2 separate regions of the Homo sapiens genome follow, and region 1 is linked to region 2. A link is a contact called in ENCODE Hi-C or POLR2A ChIA-PET data. All regions are on one chromosome and are shown on one strand. The core of a region is the stretch at or near the end of the contact, and the rest is flanking DNA. Distances in the headings are between cores, read along the strand shown. Region 1 overlaps C2orf42 (chromosome 2 open reading frame 42). Region 2 overlaps AAK1 (AP2 associated kinase 1).

Region 1 (6,213 bases), core at 1,842-4,341, 630 kb before region 2:
GAGGGAGGCAAGTACAGGGACTATATTTGCACTGGTTCCTTGAGTTACAGACACCAGAGTTTCTTTTTTTCATGCTAAGAGATATTCAGAAATATCCCTGGCTTTATAGTTCTGACTCCAATTTTAATGTGTGTTCCCTATGGCTTGAAAAAAGTATCTTAAATTGGAATATACTTTTCCTTTGCCTTTGGGATTAAAAAAACATAATTTTTCTTATAAATTAAATAATGATCCCCTAATACTTATGATGAGTCCTAGATTTGACTGGCAGGCAGCTAGAAAGTATATAAATAATTTGAGATGATATAATATTTGTGAAGTCAGTGGCACCAGCACAGTTAAACCCTCCTCCCCAAACTACAGCTTTGTTCTCATTAGAGAAATGACCCTTTTTATTTTATTTTATTTTATTTTTGGGATGGAGTCTTGCTCTGTCACCCAGGCTGGAGTGCAGTGGCGCAATCTTGGCTCACTGCAACCTCTGCCTCCCGGGTTCAAGCAATTCCCTTGCCTCAGCCCCCCGGCTAGCTGGGATTACAGGCACGTGCCACCATACCCGGCTAATTTTTGTATTTTTAGTAGAGACAGGGTTTGACCATGTAGGCCAGGCTAGTCTCAAATTCCTGACCTCATGATCCTCCCAAACTGCTGGGATTACAAGGCATGAGCCACTGTGCCTGCCCGAGAAATGACCCTTTAAAAAAAATTTTTTTTTGGTCTTTTTTTTTTGAATTTTGGTTTTTTTGGGACAGAGTCTTACTCTGTTGCCTAGTCTGGAGTACAGTGGTGCAGTCACGGCTCACTCTACCTCCACCTCTTGGGATCAAGTGATCCTCCCACCTCAGCCTCCTGAGTAGCTTGGACTACAGGCATATGCCACCATGCCCAGCTAATTTTTGTAGAGATGGGGTTTCCCCATGTTGCCCAGGCTGGTCTCAAATTCCTGGACTCGAGCAATCTGTCTGCCGCAGTCTCCCAAAGTGCTGGGATTACAGGCATGAGCCACCAGGCCCACCCTATTAATTAAAAAAAAAAAAAAATTTAAGATAGGGTCTTGCTATGTTGCCCAGGCTGGTCTCAAATTCCTGGGTTCAAGCAGTCCTCCCATCTTGGCCTCCCAAAGTACTGTGATTACAGGTGTAATCTGCCTCTTCCAGCCACACTAGACATTTTATGTTTTTATTTTTATTTTTTGGAGACAGAGTCTCTTGCTCTGTTGCCCAGGCTGCAGTGCAGTGGCACGATCTCGGCTCACTGTAACCTCCACCTCCCAGGTTCAAGCAGTTCTCATGCCTCAACCTCCTGAGTAGCTGGGACTATAGGCACGCACCATCATGCCTGGCTAATTTTTGTATTTTTAGTAGAGACAGGGTTTTGCCATGTTGGCCAGGCTGGTCTCAAGCTCCTGATCTCAAGTGATCCGCCCACCTTGGCTTCCCAAAGTGCATGGATTACAGGCGTGAGCCCCTGTGCCTGTCTTACACATTTTAAAATGTTTTTCGGGCTGGGTGCGGTGGCTCACGCCTGTAATCACAGCACTTTGGGAGGCCGAGGCGGGTGGATCACGAGGTCAGGAGATCGAGACCATCCTGGCTAACACAGTGAAACCCCGTCTCTACTAAAAATACAAAAAAATTAGCCGGGCATGGTGGCAGGCTCCTGTAGTCCCAGCTACTCGGGAGGCTGAGTCAGGAGAATGGTGTGAACCCGGGAGGCGGAGCTTGCAGTGAGCCGAGATCGCACCACTGCACTCCAGCCTGGGCGACAGAGCAAGACGCTGTCTCAAAAAATATATATGTATGTATGTTTTTCAAGTAGATCCTGAAAATCTGAGATGGAGTTTTTTTTCCTACAGTAATAGAATTATGTAGAAAATTCAGGCCGCGCACGGTGGCTCACACCTGTAATCTCAGCACTTTGGGAGGCTAAGGCAGGTGGATCACCTGAGGTCAGGAGTTTGAGACCAGCCTGGCCAACATGGTGAAACCCCGTCACAACTAAAAATACAAAAATTATCCAGGCATGGTGGCAGGCACCTGTAATCCCAGCTACTTGGGAGGCTGAGGCAGGAGAATCGCTTGAACCCGGGAGGCGGAGGTTGCAGTGAGCTGAGGTTGCGCCATTGCACTCCAGCCTGGGGGACAAGATCGAGACTTCGTCTCCAAAAAAGTAGAAAATTCAGCATAATGTGATTTGATACATTAAGAGTAGCTTAATTGCAAGGCATTCTTCTGTTCAGGAAAAAAAAATAAGTTGTTTGATAGCTACAGAATTTACATGTGAGCCAGGCATGGTGGCTATAATACCAGCGATTTAGGAGGCTGAGATGAAGGATTGCTTGAGGCCAGGAGTTCAAGACCAGCCTAGGCAACACAGCGAGGCCCCTACTATTTTTTTTTTGTTTGAGACAGAGTCTCACTCTGTTGTCTAGGCTGGAATGCAGGGCACAATCTTGGCTCACTGCAGCCTCTGCCTCCCAGGTTCAAGCAATTCTCCCACCTCAGCCTCCCGAGTAGCTGGGATTACAAGCGCACCATCCTGCCCAGCTAATTTGTATTTTTAGTAGAGACAGGCTTTCACCATGTTGACCAGGCTGGTCCCAAGCTCCTGACCTCAGGTGATCCACCCTCCTTGGCTTCCCAAAGTGCTGGGATTACAGGCGTGAGCCAGTGCGCCAGGCCAGCAAAGGCCCCTACTCTTAAAAAAATAAAAAGAAAGAAAGAAAGAAAGCAAAAGAGGCTGGCGAGGTGGCTCATGCCTGTAATCCCAGCACTTTGGGAGGCCAAGGTGGGCAGATCACCTGAGGTCAGGGGTTTGAGACCAGCTTCGCCAACATGGTGAAAACCCGTCTCTACTAGAATACAAAAATTAGCCGGGCGTGGTGGCTTGCTCCTGTAATCCCAGCTACTCGGGAGGCTGAGGCAGGAGAATCACTTGAACCTGGGAGGCGGAGGTTGCAGTGAACTGAGATCGTGCCACTGCATTCTAGCCTGGGTGACAGAGCTAGACTCCATCTCCAAAAAAAAAGAAAAAAAGAAAAAGTGAGGCCTGGTGGTGTGTGCCTATAGTCCCAACCACTAAGAAAGCTGAAGCAAGAGGATCACTTGAGCCTGGGAGTTGGAGGCTACAGTGAGCCATGATTGTGCCACTGTACTCCAGCAGGGGCAACCAAGTGAGACCTTGACTCTTTTTTTTTTTTTTTTTTTGACACGGACTTTCACTCTTGTGGCCCAGTCTGGAGTGCAATCATGTGATCTTGGCTCACCTCAACCTCCACCTCCCAGGTTCAAGCGATTCTCCTGCCTCAGCCTTCTGAGTAGCTGGGATTACAGGCGTCTGCCACCACGCCTGGCTAATTTTGTATTTTTAGTAGAGATGAGGTTTCTCCATGTTGGTCAGGCTGGTCTCAAACTCCCGACCTCAGGTGATCCGCCTACCTCAGCCTCCCAAAGTTCTGGGATTACAGGCGTGAGCCACCACTCCTAGCGACCTTGCCTCTTAAAAAAAGTAAATACATGTGAACCCTAGAAAAGGGCTGTGTTGGCATTAAAAACACTTGAGGAACTCCTTTAAATGCACATGGCACAGAGGCAGTTTTTAGCCTGGAATGGATGACATTTAGGGAGACACTGAAGCAACTCAGGGTGCAGGCATGTGGGAGAATAGAGCTAACCATCATGGAGCTTCTCACTGTCAGGCATTACTTACCTCCGTCACCTCATTTGACCTCCCAGCCATGCCCTGGCATTAACTGCATTTTGCCCGTGAGAAAACAGGCTCTGAGAAGTTTGTAATTTGCTCTGGGTCACCACAGCATCCAGTTCCAGTTCTGCTTGGCTCAGTCCCAAGGACAGTATGAAGCATACAGGATGTGAGGTGAGCTGCAGGTGCTATGAACAAAGGAATTTAAGAGAAGAATGCTGCTAGCAGAGCAGTAGGGGAAGGAATGAAACTGATTTTAGAGCAGGTCTGTGCCAGCAGCAGTCATGTACCCATGAAGATGTTAGAGGCTCAATTGGTATATAGTTTGGCTGGGGTGGAAATTTAAGATTTTAGAGAAAAAAGGAAAGCCATGAATGATGTAAGGGAGAAAAGGCAGATTTGTTGACAGGATTTTCTTGAAAAACAGGGAAGTTGTAATTCATTTGAATATACTTAACAAGAAAGAAGGAATAATAAAAGATTTGTCGTCATCCAGGTATTGGTCTGTTTTGAAAGTTTTCTCTCTCACCTTTTTTTGGTATTGTCTTGGTGTCCAGATGCCCTTGGAAATCACCCGTAGCTTTATCCAGAACCGAGATGGGACTTATGAGCTATTTAAATGCCCTAAAGTGGAAGTAGAAAGCATAGCAGAAACCTACGGTCGTATAGAAAAACAACCAGTGCTGCGACCCTTGGAACTAAAAACTTTTCTCAAAGTTGGTAAGTGAACTTCAAAACTGCATCTTCCTTTGAGTGTCAGCTGGTGAACAGTACAGTACACTGTCCAAAGCTTTGGATCTTGACCTTAAACAAAGAAGACACATTCATTCACCTTGTAAAGGCAATCGTGGGATAAGGTATTTTGTTTCAATTGAACCAGTGTTTTCAAAAATAAAATTACAGGCCAGGTGCTGTGGCTCACACCTATAATCCCAGCACTTTGGGAGGCCAAGACAGGTGGATTGCTTGACGTTAGGAGTTTTGAGACCAGCCTGGCCAACATGGTGAAACCCAGTCTCTACTATAAAAATACAAAACTTAGCCAGGCATAGTGGCGCATGCCTGTAGTCCCAGCTACTCGAGAGGCTGAGGCACAAGAATCGCTTGAACCCAGGAGGCAGAGGTTACAGTGAGCCGAGATCTCACCACTGCACTCCAGCCTGGGCGGCAGAGTGAGACTCAGCCTCAAAAAAAGAAAAAAAAAAAAAAAAGACTTGCTGAATGAATAAATGCATGCCAGCCATAGTTTTAACTAATTTAGCTTTGTGATCTATCTGGTGGCCTCCCTTTGTTTCTTCAGTTTTGTATTTATTCTTCCAGAAGAAATTTAGAATTTATAATTATTCTGTCAAATTCTTGTGAATATTATTTTTTTGCTGCTCTTGTGAATGAAATATCTATCCTGATTCTAACTTGTTATTTCCAGTTATGGAAATCTCTTAGTTTTAATATACTTAATATTAAATTGGTACCCTTGATGAAGTCCCAGTAGTGATAATAGTAAATGAAAGCTGGGCACAGTGGCTTATGCCTGTAATCCCAGAGCTTTGGGGGCTGAGGCAGCAGGATCGCTTCAGGCCATGAATTCAAGACCAGCCTGGGCAATATAGCAAGACCCCCACTTTACTAAAAGAAGAAAAATTAAAATCTCTTCTAAGTCTGTTTTAGACTGTACTTGAATTTCATCTGCTTTATGGTGTTTTCCAAATCAGGTAACTGGCTTTTTTCAGTTCTAAATTTTTTTTTTTTTTTTGGAGAGGGAGTCTCGCTCTGTCACCAGGCTGGATAGAGTGCAGTGGCATGATCTTGGCTCACCACAACCTCTGCCTCCCGGATTCAAGCGATTCCCCTGCCTCAGCCTCCCGAGTAGCTGGGATTACAGGCGCCCACCGTCACACCCAGCTAATTTTTTGTATTTTAGTAGAGACGGGGTTTCACCATGTTGCCCAGGCTGGTCTCGAACTCCTGAGCTCAGGCAATCTGCCCACCTCGGCCCCCCAAAGTGCTAGGACTACAGGTGTGAGCCACCAGGCCGGGCCCTAAATTTGCTTTAAATTATTTCCTTCTTTTGTCTACAATAATTTCTCTTTTAAAATTTTCCTAATATTTTCTTGGAACTGTTTTATTTTTGTAGCTTTTAAAAGGAATACTCCGCCGAGGGCCGGGCACGGTGGCTCACGCCTGTAATCCCAGCACTTTGGGAGGCTGAGACAGGCGGATCACAAGGTCAGGAGATCGAGACCATCCTGGCTAACATGGTGAAACCCCATCTCTACTAAAATACAAAAAATTAGCTGGGCGCGGTGGCGGGAGGCTGAGGCAGGAGAATGGTGTGAACCCAGGATGCAGAGCTTGCAGTGAGCCGAGATCGCGCCACTGCACTCCATGCACTCCAGCCTGGGCAACAGAGCAAGACTCCGTCTCAAAAAAAAAAAAAAAAAAAAGGAATACTCGGCCGAGCGCGGTGGCTCATGCCTGTAATCCCAGCACTTTGGGAGGCCTAGGCAAGTG
Region 2 (6,189 bases), core at 3,514-6,013:
AGTACTTCATTTTCATAGTTTCATAATATTCTGTTGTATGGATGTACCACATTTTGTTTATCCATTCATTCACTGATGAACATTCGAGTTGTTTTCACTTTTTGGCTATTATGAATAATAACACTGCTATGAACATTCATGTACCAGTTTTTGTGTGGACATATGTTTTGAATTCTTATAGGTCTATACCTAGGGGTAGATTGTGGGGTCATATAGTAGCTCTGTGTTTAACTTTTTGAGGACCCTTCAAACTGTTTTCCAAAGTAGTCACACTATTTTACGTCCATCGGCAATACGTGAAGGTTCCAGTTTCTCCACATCTTTACCAACACTTGTTATTGACCTTTTTTGTTTTAGCCATCCTAGTGGGTATGAAGTGGTACATCCTGGCATTTCTATATTAAGGCAGTTAGCTTACAGGAGAATGAGTATATACCTCCCAAAGGCTTAGATAGCTTTCTGTAGTGTACCTCTGCGCACAGTCAGCCCTTTTTTTCTAAGTAGAAATAGAGGAATGTGGCCGGGCGTGGTGGCTCATGCCTATAATCCCAGCACTTTGGGAGGCTGAGGCGGGTGGATCACCTGTGGTCAGGAGTTCGAGACCAGCCTGGCCAACATGGTGAAACCCCATTTCTACTAAATACAAAAAATTAGCTGGGTGTGGTGGCTGGCACCTGTAATCCCAGCTACTTAGGCGGCTGAGGCAGGAGAACTGCTTGAACCCAGGAGGCGGAGGTTGCAGTGAGCCGAGATTGTGCCACTACACTCCAGCCTGGGTGACAGAGCAAGACTCTGTCTCAAAAAAAAAAAAAAAAAAGGCAAGTGGGGCAGGGAATGCATGTTGTTGAATATTTATTATAAGCTTAGCATAGCACAAGTACATAATTCTGTGGGGATGGGACAAATATAACATTGTTCCTACCCTCAAGATATTCAAAGTATTGTTGGTAAGAAGATACCAATGAAATATTTAGACTTGAAACAGAAATAGATGAAATATAAAACTCTATAGAAGAAAATGATGAATAGAAGATAATCAAGGGGTTTAATGTATGGCCAGATAGTGAGATCAGGCAGTGATGATTGGAATTTTCTGGAAAAGTGGGATTTTGAAGGCCTGATAGGAAGTAAGTGGTCACAGAGAGGATGAAGAACATTCTGGGTAGAGAGTAGAGCCAGAGGGCTCCCTGCAGAAGGGAACAGCAAGGTGTGTGGGGATGAGAAGGTGGGTCAGAGCTCCAGTGTGTGGCCAGTTGCAGACCAGGCTAGAGTGACCACAGGCATTGCTCTGAATATGTATTGACACTACTCCTAGTTGCCTTTAACAATGAGTAAAATTTTTGTTTAAATCCTGTTAGCATGTATTTCAGAACAGGCAGTGGTACCAAAACTTAAGGACCTGACCCCTGGCCTTGCTGCCTGCCTTGGAGAAGAGTGTGAGAGGCATAGAAATAGGGGAGAAATGTGGCTGGTGGGCACCGCTCTTATGATCCATGTGACCTTTTGCCTCTCTGTAGCCCCCGTTCTGCACCCCTTCCATGTCAAATGGGGTTAGAGTTCATCCTGTGAACTCTGACTCTGCACCACCGTGTGACTCATACTGACGGAATTACAAGTGCTGTGAGAGGTGAGCATAGGCAGCTTCCTCCGTATTGCCAAATGCAGAGAACATTTTCCAGTCCCTGTCTTATTCCCCCTGTGGCTTCTGGCTCCTTTGTGACTGTCTCTCCCTTGACCTCTATGATGGTGTCTTCTCCCCAGCTCCTCCTTTCCAGGCTCCTTGGCTTTCTTCTCAAATCACTAGCCTCTCCGAGCCTGAGTTTCATCATCTGTAAAGTGGAGCTAACAGTGCCTGCTCTGTTAGGGTGGTGGTGAGGTTGAATGAGGGAGTGCTTGTCAATCTCTAGGCGCACATCCCTGGCATGGTAAATGCCTGAAAGGGCTCAGAGGTGAGGACAAGGGAAAGAGCAGAGGGACACAGAGGATCCTTTTAGAAAGTAATATTCCCATGTTCTCAGAGTCTTCCTTTATATTAACTTTGTTTTTTGTTTTTTTTTGAGATGAAGTCTTGCTCTCTTGCCCAGGCTGTAGTGCAGTGGCACAATCTCAGCTCACTACAGCTGTCACTTCCTGGGTTCAAACGATTCTCATGCCTCAGCCTCCCGAGTAGCTGGGATTACTGGTGCCCGCCACCACGCGTGGCTAATTTTTGTATTTTTAGTAGAGACGGGGTTTCACCATGTTAGCAAGACTGGTCTTGAACTCTTGACCTCAAGTGATCCGCCTGCCTTGGCCTCCCAAAGTGCTGGGATTATAGGCATGGGCCACCATGCCCAGCCCTCTTTATATTGATTTTTAAACACTTACTGGATTAAATGAAGCCTGAATGATAGTCATGTCATACCAGTAAATAACACCTGTCCAGCTTACGTAGTTACCAGGATAGCACTGCCTGGTGACATTCCCTGTGCTACAGTGAGGTGCTGGGTCAGCATCACCCAGTGATGGGGCCCTGGAGACAGAGCTCAGTGTCTTGCCTGGGATGCTGAGTAGGTCGGTGGGAGGGCTAAGGCAGCGGGCCCCAGCCTCTTCCTTCACTGCACTGAACAGCCCACAAGATGTTTCAGCAGGGGAATGCGGAGCAAACTGGAATGAAAGGCTAGAGTGAGGTTACCAGACTTCATTTCCCCAGCCAGCCCTCAGTGCTTTACCCCTTGCACCTCAGTGCTCCTAAGACGGAGGCAGCGCAATGCTGGACACACAGTAGTTGGCCTTCTGCATCTGATGTTCCACATCTGCAGATTCAACCATCTGTAGGTGGAGAATACACACAGTTGTCCCCCCTTATCAGTGGGTTTTGATGCATGGTTGGTTGCATGGAGGGAGACGTGAAACCTGCAGATAAGGAGAGCTGATTGTATTGGACTCTGTGGTTGTGTTTTCATCAATATTGAAGATCATCAGGCATGCTGCCAATTTGTTCACTGTGGTTCAGGAGACTCTTTCTCCTTTACCTTGGATATAGGGACCATGGGAAGAGGCCTGGATTGTGATTGTTGCAGAGAAGTCCTGGTCGCTGTTGTTTTTAGTCATTGACTCCCCAGATCTTACACTCGATGCCATCTAGATGCTTTCATTAGCACGTTAGATTTTATTGCTGTCTGCTAGTATGTCCGCGCTGGGCAGTTACAGTTGTCTGCGCATCTGCAGCTTCCCCAAGTGCTCCTGTTCACCCTGGCTCTGTCGTTGCATCACATAGTCTCAGCGACTCTGAGCTCCATGTCACTGTGAGAACCAGCCACCACAGTCCTAGCAGTAGTCAGGGCCAAAGAGTTCTCTATTTTCCTGTTTTCCAGAGAAAATGCTAGTTGCTTCTCTGTGAGCAGGATTTCCATTCGGTGAGAAGGTGCCACTGTGAATAAAAGTTAATAGGATGAGGGAAAGAGCACGGGCCAGGCCTACTTCGGGCCTTGTGGAGCCAGCGCCACTCTGCCTGTGGGTCTGCTGGTTCACATGCAGAACTGAGGAAACCCCCCTTGCCCTCCCTACTGCCTGTGCAGCCTTTCTTTCCAGTGACAGAGGAAATAAACTGAAAGTGGTCCCTGTCCTTAAGCAGCTTATGTTCTAAAAATAACCATAGCAGAAGTGCTGTTCTATATTGAAGATCTCTCCTCTAATACATTATTTTAACACTTTAATCATTTTCCCCATTTTAAATTTTCATTTCTCTGAGAAAGATAAAGATCAGTATTGCAGATCATGGTGTTGTGGATCTGGGAAGGTCACCTAAGCCAGCCCTCTTCTTTACCAGTGAGGAAACCTCCGCACAGAAAGGCTGTGACCTGCACAGGTAGTTGAGTGATCAAACCAGAACGGAGACCACGGTTTTTCACTCCCGTTTTATTCTGTTGTATTATACCATGCTATTTGTCCAAGCACTTAAGAAAGGAGAAGAAAGGGTTAAGGCTTAACATGCACATTCATGTCAAAAGAGTCATAGATGTCTCCTTTGTTAGAATAGAGATTTTGATCTCATGAAGTATAATAGGATGAAGATTCTTGTCCCATTTTTAGAAACACAGGTTTGAAAACCTGCATTCATCTAATCCTTCAAATTTTGCAGTGGCAATACATTCTCTGACTGAAATGCCTAATGCCATACCTGTTTGGAATAATATTGAGATGAAGAGGTCAGTAGGAGGTAGCCTCTTAGATCTTTTTGCTAAAGCTGTAAGCAGAGTTTGACAGTGACAACTTCAATTGCACTCTTAAGCTGAGAGGCTAGGAAATGGGGTCAGCAGCATCGCACTCTCAAAGAATGGAAAGGTTCGGGATTGTAAGCAGTGGTAAACAATCTTGAGCTTCACCCTAAGGGACTTTGCCAAAAACAAAGTCCCTATGCAAATTCTCTGAAGCTTTCAGAAGGTGGTGTACGACTGTCTAGTTGGGTTTCTACCTTCTTAATCTCACATAATCTATTCACACCTGCTTACTTCCATCCCTGTTGATTTTTCTCTATACCCTGCCCTAGTCATCTCACACCCAGACTGTTGTACCTGCCCTTGTTGGCTTCCTTCTTTTCTTCTCCCTCAATTTTGCCAAGCTAATTTTCATAAAATGGCTGTCTTCATGTGCTGCTGACCTGAGAAAAATGCTGAATGGTGCCCAAGTGCCCTTCCTCAGTCTGCTGTCTGTGTGCTTCTCTGGTCCTCTCCCTTTCTCCTTCCTCCTTCCTCGCCAATCTCAACTGTCCATCCCCCTTAATTGCACAATGCACATCAGCACGGTGGGTGAGGGTGTGGTCCTGGCAGTCCGGTGGCCTGAGCCTAAATACTGCCCTACTATCCTGTGACCTCAGACAAGTTAGGTAACTTCTCTGGCCTCTTTTTTCTAATCTATTAAGGGAGACAATAAGGCTTTGTAAGGATTATATGAAATACTCTAGGTAAAAGCGCGTGGAGCAGTGTCTGGCACTTAATAAGTGCTGTTAGTTGCTACTGTTATTATCACTCTGGTTTCTATGCTTTGTTCCTGTTATTAGTTTCACTTTTGTAAGTCCTTCACTTCCTCCATGGCTCCACATTGTCTTGTCTCCCCTTTCCTGACAGCAGTGGTTCATAGTAGGTCCTTTCCCATGTTTTCAGCTTTCTTTGCAGTACTGGTACTATGCATAGCACTATTCCAGCCACAGTGGCCTGCCTCTGTGCCTCAGACCCTTCAGGCACACTCCCATCTCAGGGCCTTTGTGCTACTGTTTTCTGCTTGGAATGCTCTTTCCCCATATGGCACATGGCTGCTCCTTCTTCATCCAGGTCTCTGTTCCCCTTGGAGAGACCTTCCCCGACTATACTATTTAAAATAACATTCGTCTTCACCTTACATACATTCACCTGCTGTATTCTTGTCATAATATTTATCACTACCAGGCAAGTATAATTATTTTCTTCTTATCCCCAGTTGGACTGTAAGCTCTGTGAGAGGATAGACCTTGTTGTGTTCACAGCCTTATCCCTAGAGCCTAGAAAAGTTCTTGGCATATAGTAGGAGTTGAAACGTGTTTCTTTTGTTTTTTAGTTTTTAATTTTTGTGGGTACGTAATGGGTGTATATAGGAGTTATATGAGACATTTTGATACTGGTATGCAATGTGTAATATCACATCAGGATGAGTAGGGTATCTGCCACCTCAAGCATTTATCCTTTGTGTGAAACATGTTTCTTTGATAAATGTATGGTATAACAGCTTTTCTAGATGTACATTCCAGCATTAGAAGTGTAGAAACTGATTCAGAAAGCGAGTGCACACATACAATAGGAGAAGCATGGTTTTAGATGAGCCCTGCCAGGTGCATGAGGCCGAGGAGGAAGATTGTTGCTGAATGATGCTGAATAAGTGATTTCATCGGCAACATTTAAGGGTCCCTGGCGTGTGTACAGCACTGGACAAGGTGTTATGGGAGATGCACAGGCATAACACAGTGCCCTTTTCTCTAAAGTTTTGTATTCTTACTTGGGAAGGCAAGCATAAATACATAAGAAGTTAAATACCAACCCACAGTGAAAGAAACATTGCCAAATTGTAAATGATTATCAGTGATTATTACCTACCAAAGGTTGGCAAAATTTATTTACAAAGGGCCAGATAATAAATATTTTAAGTCTGTCATAACTGCTCACTCTGCTGTCAGAG

The links. A loop is a pair of places that touch in the nucleus more often than their neighbours do. ChIA-PET counts read pairs that join two places held with the same protein, here RNA polymerase II (POLR2A). Pooled maps may share reads with other maps.
Region 1: a loop to region 2 is called in a pooled map, with 2.0 times the contacts of the local background. The contact joins two enhancer-like sites. A Hi-C loop is called at or near these places in 1 of 168 maps with a recorded cell type or tissue (stomach), 1 of 37 single-sample maps with no recorded cell type and 3 of 50 pooled maps. POLR2A ChIA-PET finds 5 or more read pairs at or near these places in 1 of 52 experiments (activated CD4-positive, alpha-beta T cell).

The regions. Positions count from the first base shown.
Region 1 is chr2:70,158,834-70,165,046 of GRCh38, reverse strand. It overlaps C2orf42 (chromosome 2 open reading frame 42), which reads left to right. Exons shown (of 10, transcript NM_017880.3): 9 at 4,260-4,422. Among named protein-coding and RNA genes, the nearest start is that of C2orf42, 29 kb to the left of the region's middle. RefSeq lists an enhancer at 3,958-4,007. Within about 2 kb of position 3,091, at least 2 of the 41 ENCODE cell types and tissues checked have a DNase peak (open chromatin) inside an H3K27ac peak, as active enhancers do.
Region 2 is chr2:69,534,750-69,540,938 of GRCh38, reverse strand. All of the region lies in intron 5 of AAK1 (AP2 associated kinase 1), which reads left to right. Among named protein-coding and RNA genes, the nearest start is that of SNORA36C, 18 kb to the right of the region's middle. RefSeq lists an enhancer at 4,885-4,934. Within about 2 kb of position 4,763, at least 3 of the 41 ENCODE cell types and tissues checked have a DNase peak (open chromatin) inside an H3K27ac peak, as active enhancers do.